Regions from separate parts of the Mus musculus genome. Here region 2 is linked to region 1. Evidence: chromatin loops called from intact Hi-C (ENCODE). Cell type or tissue: gastrocnemius. All regions are shown on one strand. Each heading gives the region's core, and the rest is flanking DNA. Links, peaks and the distances in the headings are about the cores only.

Region 1 (4,405 bases), core at 147-4,146:
TTATGGTATGGATCCCCAGGTATGGCAGTCTCTAGATGGTCCATCCTTTCACCTCAGCTCAAAACTTTGTCCCTGTAACTACTTCCATGGGTGTTTTGTTCCCAATTCTAAGAAGGGGCAAAGTGTCCACACTTTGGTCTTCATTCTTCTTGATTTTCATGTGTTTTGCATATTGTAACTTATATCTTGATGGATTTCCATATATTAAACCATCCCTGCATTCCTGGAATGAAACTACTTGGTCAGGATGGATGATTGTTTTGATGTGTTCTTGGATTCGGGTACTGAGAATTTTATTGAGTACTTTTGCATCAATATTCATAAGGGAAATTGGTCTGAAGTTCTCTATCTTTGTTGGGTCTCACTGTGGTTTAGGTATCAGAGTAATTGTGGCTTCATAGAATGAATTGGGTAGAGTACCTTCTGCTTCTATTTTGTGGAATAGTTTGTGCAGAACTGGAATTAGATCTTCTTTGAAGGTCTGATAGAACTCTCCACTAAACCCATCTGATCCTGGGCTTTTTTTGGTTGGGAGACTATTAATGACTGCTTCTATTTCTTTTTTTAAAATTTATTTATTTATTTTTAGGTATTTTCCTCACTTACATTTCCAATGCTATCCCAAAAGTCCCCCATACCCTCCCACCCACCAACCCCCACTTTTTGGCCCTGGTGTTCCCCTGTACTGGGGCATATAAAGTTTGCAAGTCCAATGGGCCTCTCTTTCCAGTGATGGTCGACTAGGCCATCTTTTGATACATATGCAGCTAGAGTCTTCATCTTTTATCTACTGCTCCATGAAAGTTTCCTCATTTTTGGGTCAAGTGATGCTCTGTAAAATTGTATCCTATTTATTTAGTTTGGACAGCAATTACACCATCTATTAATTATTTATTAATAGGAAATAATGTTGCTATTGTTTGTATTTGACTTCTAAGTAGATAAAGTCTTTTAAGTATGTACCACATTATACATTTGAAGACTCTGTTCAAGTCAATATCTCTCATGCTGTTAATAATATTTTAGAATATATGAATTTGCTATTTTTTGTAAGAACACCTAATATGCTTTTGCTCTCAATTTCTGATCACTTTCAATTTCTGGACAGTTTTGTGGTTTATGAAAATTTCATAAATATAATCTAGAAGCAGAATTGGGAGTCCCACCTCAGAACATCTAGATACCACATTATTTTCCCCTTTTATATTTAATGGAAATTTAGGTGCTTCGAGAAACAAATTTTAATAATAATAATAAAAACTCACTAAATAAGGGTAGGAAATCAGCCCTTACAGAGACCACAAAGAGCTCATTTTTCTTTCTTTGCATCATTGTTAATTAAATCAACATCCAAAAGAAGTTCTTGGCAAAAACAAAACGTCTTTTAAGTTTCTCTAGGGGGAACCAAGTTTCTGAGAGATAAGCTGTGCATTCAGAGTCCTGACTATAAAGACCCCCAAGGGAACAACTAATCTGTGGTTCTGCCTCTGCACCTCAGACAGCTGGCTGTCACCAGCAGATTCTCAGATTGACATGTGCACAGGCATAAATGGGAGAATTAATACAAAAGCCAAGAGCAAAGGGGCTAAATTAGCATATTAGCTCCTCATTCCTGATATCCCAAGGGAAAAAAATGGTTCCTCAATCAAAAATGTTGATTTACAGACACAGTGGTACACACTGGGATTTCATTATCTCCCTTCAGAATTAACTCCACAATACAGTTTAGTGTAACAGCTGGACCTGGGGGCCCTAGGGAGCTGTGCAAAATGGCAGAAAGCCACCAAAAATATTTGGACAGAAACATCAAACTTTGCCAAGTGAGTTCTCAAATGCCAAGTACTGAAATGACTTTAGACCCAGAAATGCAAGACTAAGGACTTTTGAAATAAAAATACTTTGTCCCTGACGTAGGTGTAAAGGGAGCCCAGGGTAAAAATAAGTGTTTGCACCTGTTAGAGCTTAGGTTGTTTGCCATTCTTATTTACATGAAACAAAAGTCCCCTTGATAGGCTCATAATTAAGAGCAAATGGAATTCACCAGTTGGAGTGGATCTGTGGCTTGGCATCTGAGTTGGCATGGCTGTGCCATCTCTGCTCTGGTCAAGGCTGACCTTTCTTTGACCAGAACACTCAGCATAACTCAACTCTGAAGTGTATGGCTCCCTCACATGGCTCCTCTCCAGCTCTCCTGCATGCTTCTGCTTTTGATCTTAGCAGCCATCAGCAACACATATATTTCCTGGGGATTTCAAAGATTATACTATCTCATGATTTCTAGATCTTAGTAGCGACAACCTTCTCTGAGGGCCTTTTCTCACAGTTCATAACCAAATCTTTGGTGCAAAACTGTTTAAGTGCAGCTGGTTATAGGCTACTAAATTTTCCAAGTGACAGGTGTCCATTAACTAAGTAAAACAACTGAAGATTATATTTGACTTCATAACTACTTAGTAACACTACTGTGAACAATACACATGATGCCTTTTAAGGTATATACTTTGAGGTACATGATTTTACTTTATAGAGTTTTCTGACATTTATTTTAATACATTTTCTATGTTTCGAGATTTTTTTAGTGTTATAATTGTGGGAGGTTTTAGTAAATAATTCTGAAAAATTGAATATTCCTACTGACTTACAGTACTTTGCATATTGTTTCAATGTCTTAAGTGATTCGTTCATACCAAATGATCCTCCCTAAAAACATGCATGCTAGCAACAGAAGATTGCTAAGATGGCTGAACATGTTACATCTAGAAATATGTATGTACACATTATAAAATCCCAGACTTTCATAGTGAGTAGTAAAATCCAATCCGTTAGGATCCCCGAGTCCAGCTTTTCTTCTGGGGCTCTAGATACAGACCCAACACATCTGGAAAGATTAATAAGATACAGTTTGAGGATAAAACTTTCAACATTAGTAGGTAGTACGTGCTGTCAGGAATACAAATCCAAGCGGCGAGACAACCGGCCACCATCCGGACCAGAGGACAGGTGTCCGCCTGGCTTGGGAGGCGGCCTCAGCCTCAGCAGCAGCGGTCGCCATCTTGGTTCCGGGACTCAGCAGAACTTAGGAAATTAGTCTGAACAGGTTAGAGGGTGCGCCAGAGAACCGGACAGCTTCTGGGACGGGCGGAAGCACAGAGCCGCTGAGGCAGCAGCCTGGGCGGGCAGCAGACAACCGGCCACCATCCGGACCAGAGGATAATAGATTTATATTACCAGGTTTATTCTTTAACTCAATGAAACTCTGCTATTCCCCCCACCCCTACCTCCAAAAGGCATCAAAGTAACAAAGGAGCAAAATAGAAGAGTTAAAATCTTATAAAGTTAAATCATCTAGCATAAATTTAAAAATTATCTTATTTTCTATGCATAATAGTCAGAATTGAAGTCATTTATGTTCCTCTTTAATATGAACACCTTAACATATTTGAGTAGACTGGATTTTAGAACTCTTTGTTCTCTGTCATTTCATATTGTTTACTTTTCTTATTTATTTGATGACTAAGTATTGCAATCATAAACTCATCATGTATTATTAAAGTCTATATGAGTCAGAAGAAGTTTTGTTTTTTCTTTGTTTTGTTTTTTTAAAAGGGAGAATTTAGCTGAAGGAGGGCAAGAAGGAAGGAAAGAAAAATACAAAAGAAAAGAAAATGAAATAGCACATATAACCTAGTTTTATTTACCACCAAAACTCTTATCTAGCCATAAAATACATCAGCATTAGTATTCTCAAAAATTTTAGCTAAGGCATTTGTTTGTAAGACTTGTTTATAATGATCATATTTTAGAAGTGTTGTACACTTTTTTAAAAGAGCAACAATTGTTTTAATGGCAATGTAAACCACAAAAAGCCATCACATTTATCCACAGTCAAACTGGAATGTAACTTAGAGACCATTTCATTTATCTACTATATATACAAACAGGTCTAAGAGTGTTTGTAAAAAAGTTATTATTTTTACATTTTCAGTAAATTATTGAGGAACAACATACAGACATTATTCTATCTCAGTTATGGAGAGGACACTAGAAAGCAAATGAAATATTCCACTTATGTTCCCATAGAGGGGAAAAGTAGGTTAAAATATTAATTTATCGTTGCACTCTATTTATCTCTTTCTCTCTATCTACTTAGCTCTCACCTATCATGCGTCTGTCTGTCTATCTGTCTTCTACCTTTCTTTGTCTCTTTTTCTCTCAGAATTATTCATTTTATTCTGATGTTCTACTCAAGAAACATATTCAGGTGACTAATCTCCAACACAGCCTTTGACGAATTTATTTTAAACTTCAGCCAAATCCAATGTTTTAATTACATGAGATTCACTAGTTTAATAAACCCACTGCACAGCTTGCTGTCTAAAAGTTTTGACAGCAGGATTCTGAGAGC
Region 2 (4,405 bases), core at 217-4,216, 93 kb after region 1:
CTTTTCTTTGACCCTAGGCAAAAGTGCACTTCCCCACCTCCTGAGCAGAGTCCTGGCTTCTCACAGCCAGATGCCCGCACGCTGGGGTGGCATGGGGAACTCCCAGTCAAACTTTGCTGAGCCCTGGGCCGAACGTGGGACACCACTTTTGACCCACAAAGATGGATTTATTTTATTTTAAAAGGCAGTAATAAAGATTTTCTGGGACGCCTTGTCAAAAATACATTGTCTGTCAACGTCTTTATATTAGTAAGTCTTCAACATTAGTAAAGTGCAGATCTTCCACTTTGTTTAAATTTTCTCCACTTAGCATTAACAAATGTCAGAAAAGGGGGAGGGAGAAGGTTACTAGGAGGAAGCACCACATACAAAACTATTCAAGATGGGTCTAGCCTCATGCTTCTGAACAAATGTAGTTTTATCTTGCAAAGTGTGGATTGCTGGATGCATATTGTCATTCTCCACATGAATGAAAAGATTATAGCCTAACCTGCAACAGATAATGAGCACATTGTGATGTGGGCTGTGCAGTTTGTGAGGAAATAGTTCATTTACATACCAAAGCATTGAGCAAGATCATAAATTCTGTGTCTCTGGCATACTGACTTCAGGCAGAGAGGTGTGGAGCTGTTTGATCTTTACAGAGAACAGCTCAGATCCTGGGGACAGGACTGCATCCATCATGTGCTTACAAAGAAACTCAGCTTCCTTTGAATATGGAAATTACTATCTTTCTGGACTAGCAACTACACCTATCTCTGCTTAACCCACTTGGGGCAATGCAACTTTTCCTATCAGAAGCTGAATGTCAATTATATCAGCCAAAGCAGGCAGCAGAGCAAAATTACCTTAACTTTGATAGATCCTCCTAGAACTTTAAGTCAGGGAGCCAATTTCAAAATTCTCATTGATTTGTGATGTCAGATGCCAGAAAAAGAATTTTCTCTCGAGTGTGCTTTAAAACTGTGTTATGTCTAACATATGCATTTTTTGTTCATTTGTCCCCAAAGGATTTCTCTTTATTGAAAGGGAAAAAAGAAATAATAGTGTTATAATATTCTCACTAAGCTCCAAATAAGCAGAACTAAGTTCAACATTAAAATTTTAACTGAAAAATGATAACCACCTGTGAATTCTCCTTTCAAATTGATATCACTAACCCACATGTCAACATAGACCAGTGGTTCTCAACCTGTGGGTTGTGACCCTGAGAGGGGTCATCTATCAGATATCCTGTATATACTACATTACAATTCCTAACAGTAGCAAAATTACAGTTAAAAAGTAGAAATGAAAATTTTATGGCTGAGGGTCATCACAACATAAAGACACTGTACTAAAGGGTCTCAGCATTAGGAAGGTTGAAAACCACTGCCATAGACTATGTTAAACATAGCCCCAGCCTGACCATTCTGCTCTACTTGTAGGAACAATACACATGGGTATGTATGCGACCTACCCCATGCCTAGTTAAACCACCCAAAACAAACTGTAACTTCCAAACTGACTTCCTGGTATCTAGCTCTGTATAAATAGATGTCCCTCATCCTCTCTCACTGAGTTCAGTCTTTATACCCTTAGAAAGATTTGAGCTCCTCCCTGTTCCAATAAAGCAGTTTCAGCCAACTGAACTAAGTCAGTCTGCCTTACTGCATCAGTTACCTTCTTACAAAAGGAAGTAAACTTTTATTAAAAGTTATATTACTAAACACATTAACTCTTCATCTAAATTCCTTATTTTTGAAATAATTATATATTCACAGAATTAGAACAATGAGATTAATTTTTTCTGCATATATTCTGTCTTAACACACTGACATTCACATTTTGCCTAAGGAGTACTGTTTGGAACTACAAATAGCATCTACATCAATAAAATTTATCCTGCATCTCCAAATAATAATAGTTTAAAATCATATCCTGATGTGGTCATCTCACTTGGCACAGAAAAGCATTTCCTTAAGTTTCAGCAAGCAGCTAGTTCGTCAAATAATCAATACTCCCACCACAAGCTTTTTTTTTTTTAAGATTGCCTCATTCATATTATGCTAGTGCCACACAATCTAAGAATTGATTGGCCCTTGTTTCAATGCCATTTTCTCCTTAGTATCTCTTTCTATTGGCTTGTACTATGGTGGTTCATATAATATCAATTATGAACTTTCCTAATCTGTCTATTTATCTACTTATTGAAGCTGATTTATTTTCTTTCTTTTCTGTTTTTCTTCTTTCCAATTATCTGTTTTTAAATCCCTCTCTTCCAGGGAGAGTAGGCAGTGGACTGTAAACAGATGAATAAAAATAATAAATAAATAAATATTAAATTAAATTAAAAATAAAAGTAGTAAAAATTTATAAAAGGCTCAAATCTAGCTATTGTTTCATCTGTCAGTTGTTTGGGTTTGTCAACCATTTGTTTTGAGGCTTTGATATTTCTTTCTTTCTTTTGCCTTCAAGTACAGGATGAGAGAAATAAGAAATTTAACATCTCATTACACAACTTGAGAGGAAACCTTTACCTAAATACTGAATCTTCAGTGCCCAATTGAAAATTCATATGGTCTACACAAGAGGGCAGCTAACATTGGTACTTGCCTGTGAATCTCTGGGTTTCTCCAAAGTGAAGAGAGTCCTATTTAAAGACTCTGATCTGATCTGAGCACTGGTTCGTTCGGCTCTGGTCTGAGCCTAATCTCAGCTACTCAATATACCTAGTGTAGACACCCAAGAGCCACCCAATATCAAACTAACTCTGAGTCTCACACAATGAGAAGGCAGATTCAACTTCACTGTTTTCAGACATGAATTGAAGTTGTATCAGTCCTTGCATAGTTCTTAATCTTCCTAAACCTTAGCTTCAAACTTTATAAATAGCAATAAAACTGTTTCACATCGATGTTGAGAGGGTTAAGTGGGCATTTAAGAAGTCTGATATCTTAAGACTCCAGACAATAAATTGACTCAGTATTATCACTACCATCTTTATCATGGCTAGAATAAAAGTTGTTGTTTCCATAAAGTCCTTTGGGGTTCAACTTTGATTTCTGTTTTACCTAGTGCCTATGCCTGGAACACATTTGACATGGAACATGGTTTTCTTTTTTTTCATTGAATGAATTATCCAAGTTGAAGTATCAATAGAAAAATATATGTGAAAGAGTCAGTAAGTTTGGTAGTTGTGGCATGTATTAGAAGTAAATAAGCCAAGGTGTCAACCTGTGAACTTCCAAAATTAGCAATGGCCAAAGACTTAGAGTTATTATGATACCAGGCATCCAATGAATCACCCTTGTTCTTCCTTGGTCTAAATCTTCAAAATGTTTGCTTTTCATATTCAGTGAGTAAAAGATGAGATAGATAAATGCTATGAGGCTACTCCTGCAGTGTTTATACTTCAGGGATTTGCACAAAAGTGGTGGTAAGTGAAATACAGCAGAAGAAAGAAAAGACAACTGAAGGCTGAAAGAACAATGAGAAACAAGACCTTTACAAAACATCTCTTTAATGAAAGGCAAACAAGAAAGAATGAAGAAAGGTTGTTATAGATGAGAAACAAAGAGTGGGAATCACAAGGTAAAGAAAAAGTGTCAAATCCTTTGGAAAACTGAGGAGACTGACTATGGTAATAACCACAGATAACACAAATTCATTGAGCTGGCAATCTAAGTTTCTCCTGACAAATAAACAGATCATTGCAAAGAAGGAATAAGTACAACACTCATGATCACATGGTAGAGACCCTACCTACTCCGAAGACCAGACTATGGGAAATGATGATTATCCAGAAAATTATATGCTGTGCTCACGTAGTCAACTCAGATTTTCTCAGTTGCTGTTTTATGGGCCCTACCACAGAGGCTTCACAACATCTTCAACTCCCTATGGGTACAAATAATTCTATTTCAAAACAACAGTCCTTTAATAAAACGTGCTATGGATCAAGTGCAAATGCATGTAGGACATGCACTGTAATCAAGGAGCACGATTGGCCAGCAATGTCTGAAATTAGTGGCAGCCTAGGTTCCAAGCACAGGCTGACAGGAATGCCCAGAGGTTTCTTAATACCTTGTACAGGAATAAGCAGAACACTTTTATAGACAGATCTTTTCAAGGCCAACATAAGGGCGACATGACACAGAATGTCCAAAGTATAGAAAAAAAAATTATAATATTATTTACATTCAGTTAGCAAATTCTGAACTAAAACTGGCAAACAGTAAATTTTATATCCTCTAATGGAAAAGAGAAAACACAGGCTGGCTTCAAGGAGCTGATACCCAATCTTGACTACAATTTGGTAATGGGAAGTCATGGAATATCTGAGTAACAGGGTTTTTTGTGTGTGAAATAGACATCAAATTGCTACTTAGTGGAATGGTGTGAGGTCTCACAAACGAAATGTGCA

The links. Peaks named below come from ENCODE experiments on the same cell type or tissue, not always from the same donor. Only the 100,000 strongest peaks of a DNase experiment are listed, where the experiment ranks them.
Region 2: a loop joins it to region 1, with 2.8 times the contacts of the local background. A loop is called at or near these places in 2 of 42 quality-filtered maps.

The regions. Positions count from the first base shown.
Region 1 is chr10:33,177,523-33,181,927 of GRCm38, reverse strand. The region is part of intron 5 of Trdn (triadin); the gene reads right to left. Among named protein-coding and RNA genes, the nearest start is that of D830005E20Rik, 77 kb to the left of the region's middle. In gastrocnemius, for the core only: no CTCF peak of the experiment used is centred there; DNase peaks (open chromatin) are centred at 1,773 and 2,139; H3K27ac peaks cover 3,216 bases.
Region 2 is chr10:33,084,804-33,089,208 of GRCm38, reverse strand. The region is part of intron 1 of Trdn (triadin); the gene reads right to left. Among named protein-coding and RNA genes, the nearest start is that of Trdn, 3.5 kb to the right of the region's middle. In gastrocnemius, for the core only: a CTCF peak has its summit at 2,553 (motif pointing right); no DNase peak of the experiment used is centred there; H3K4me3 peaks cover 4,000 bases; H3K27ac peaks cover 4,000 bases.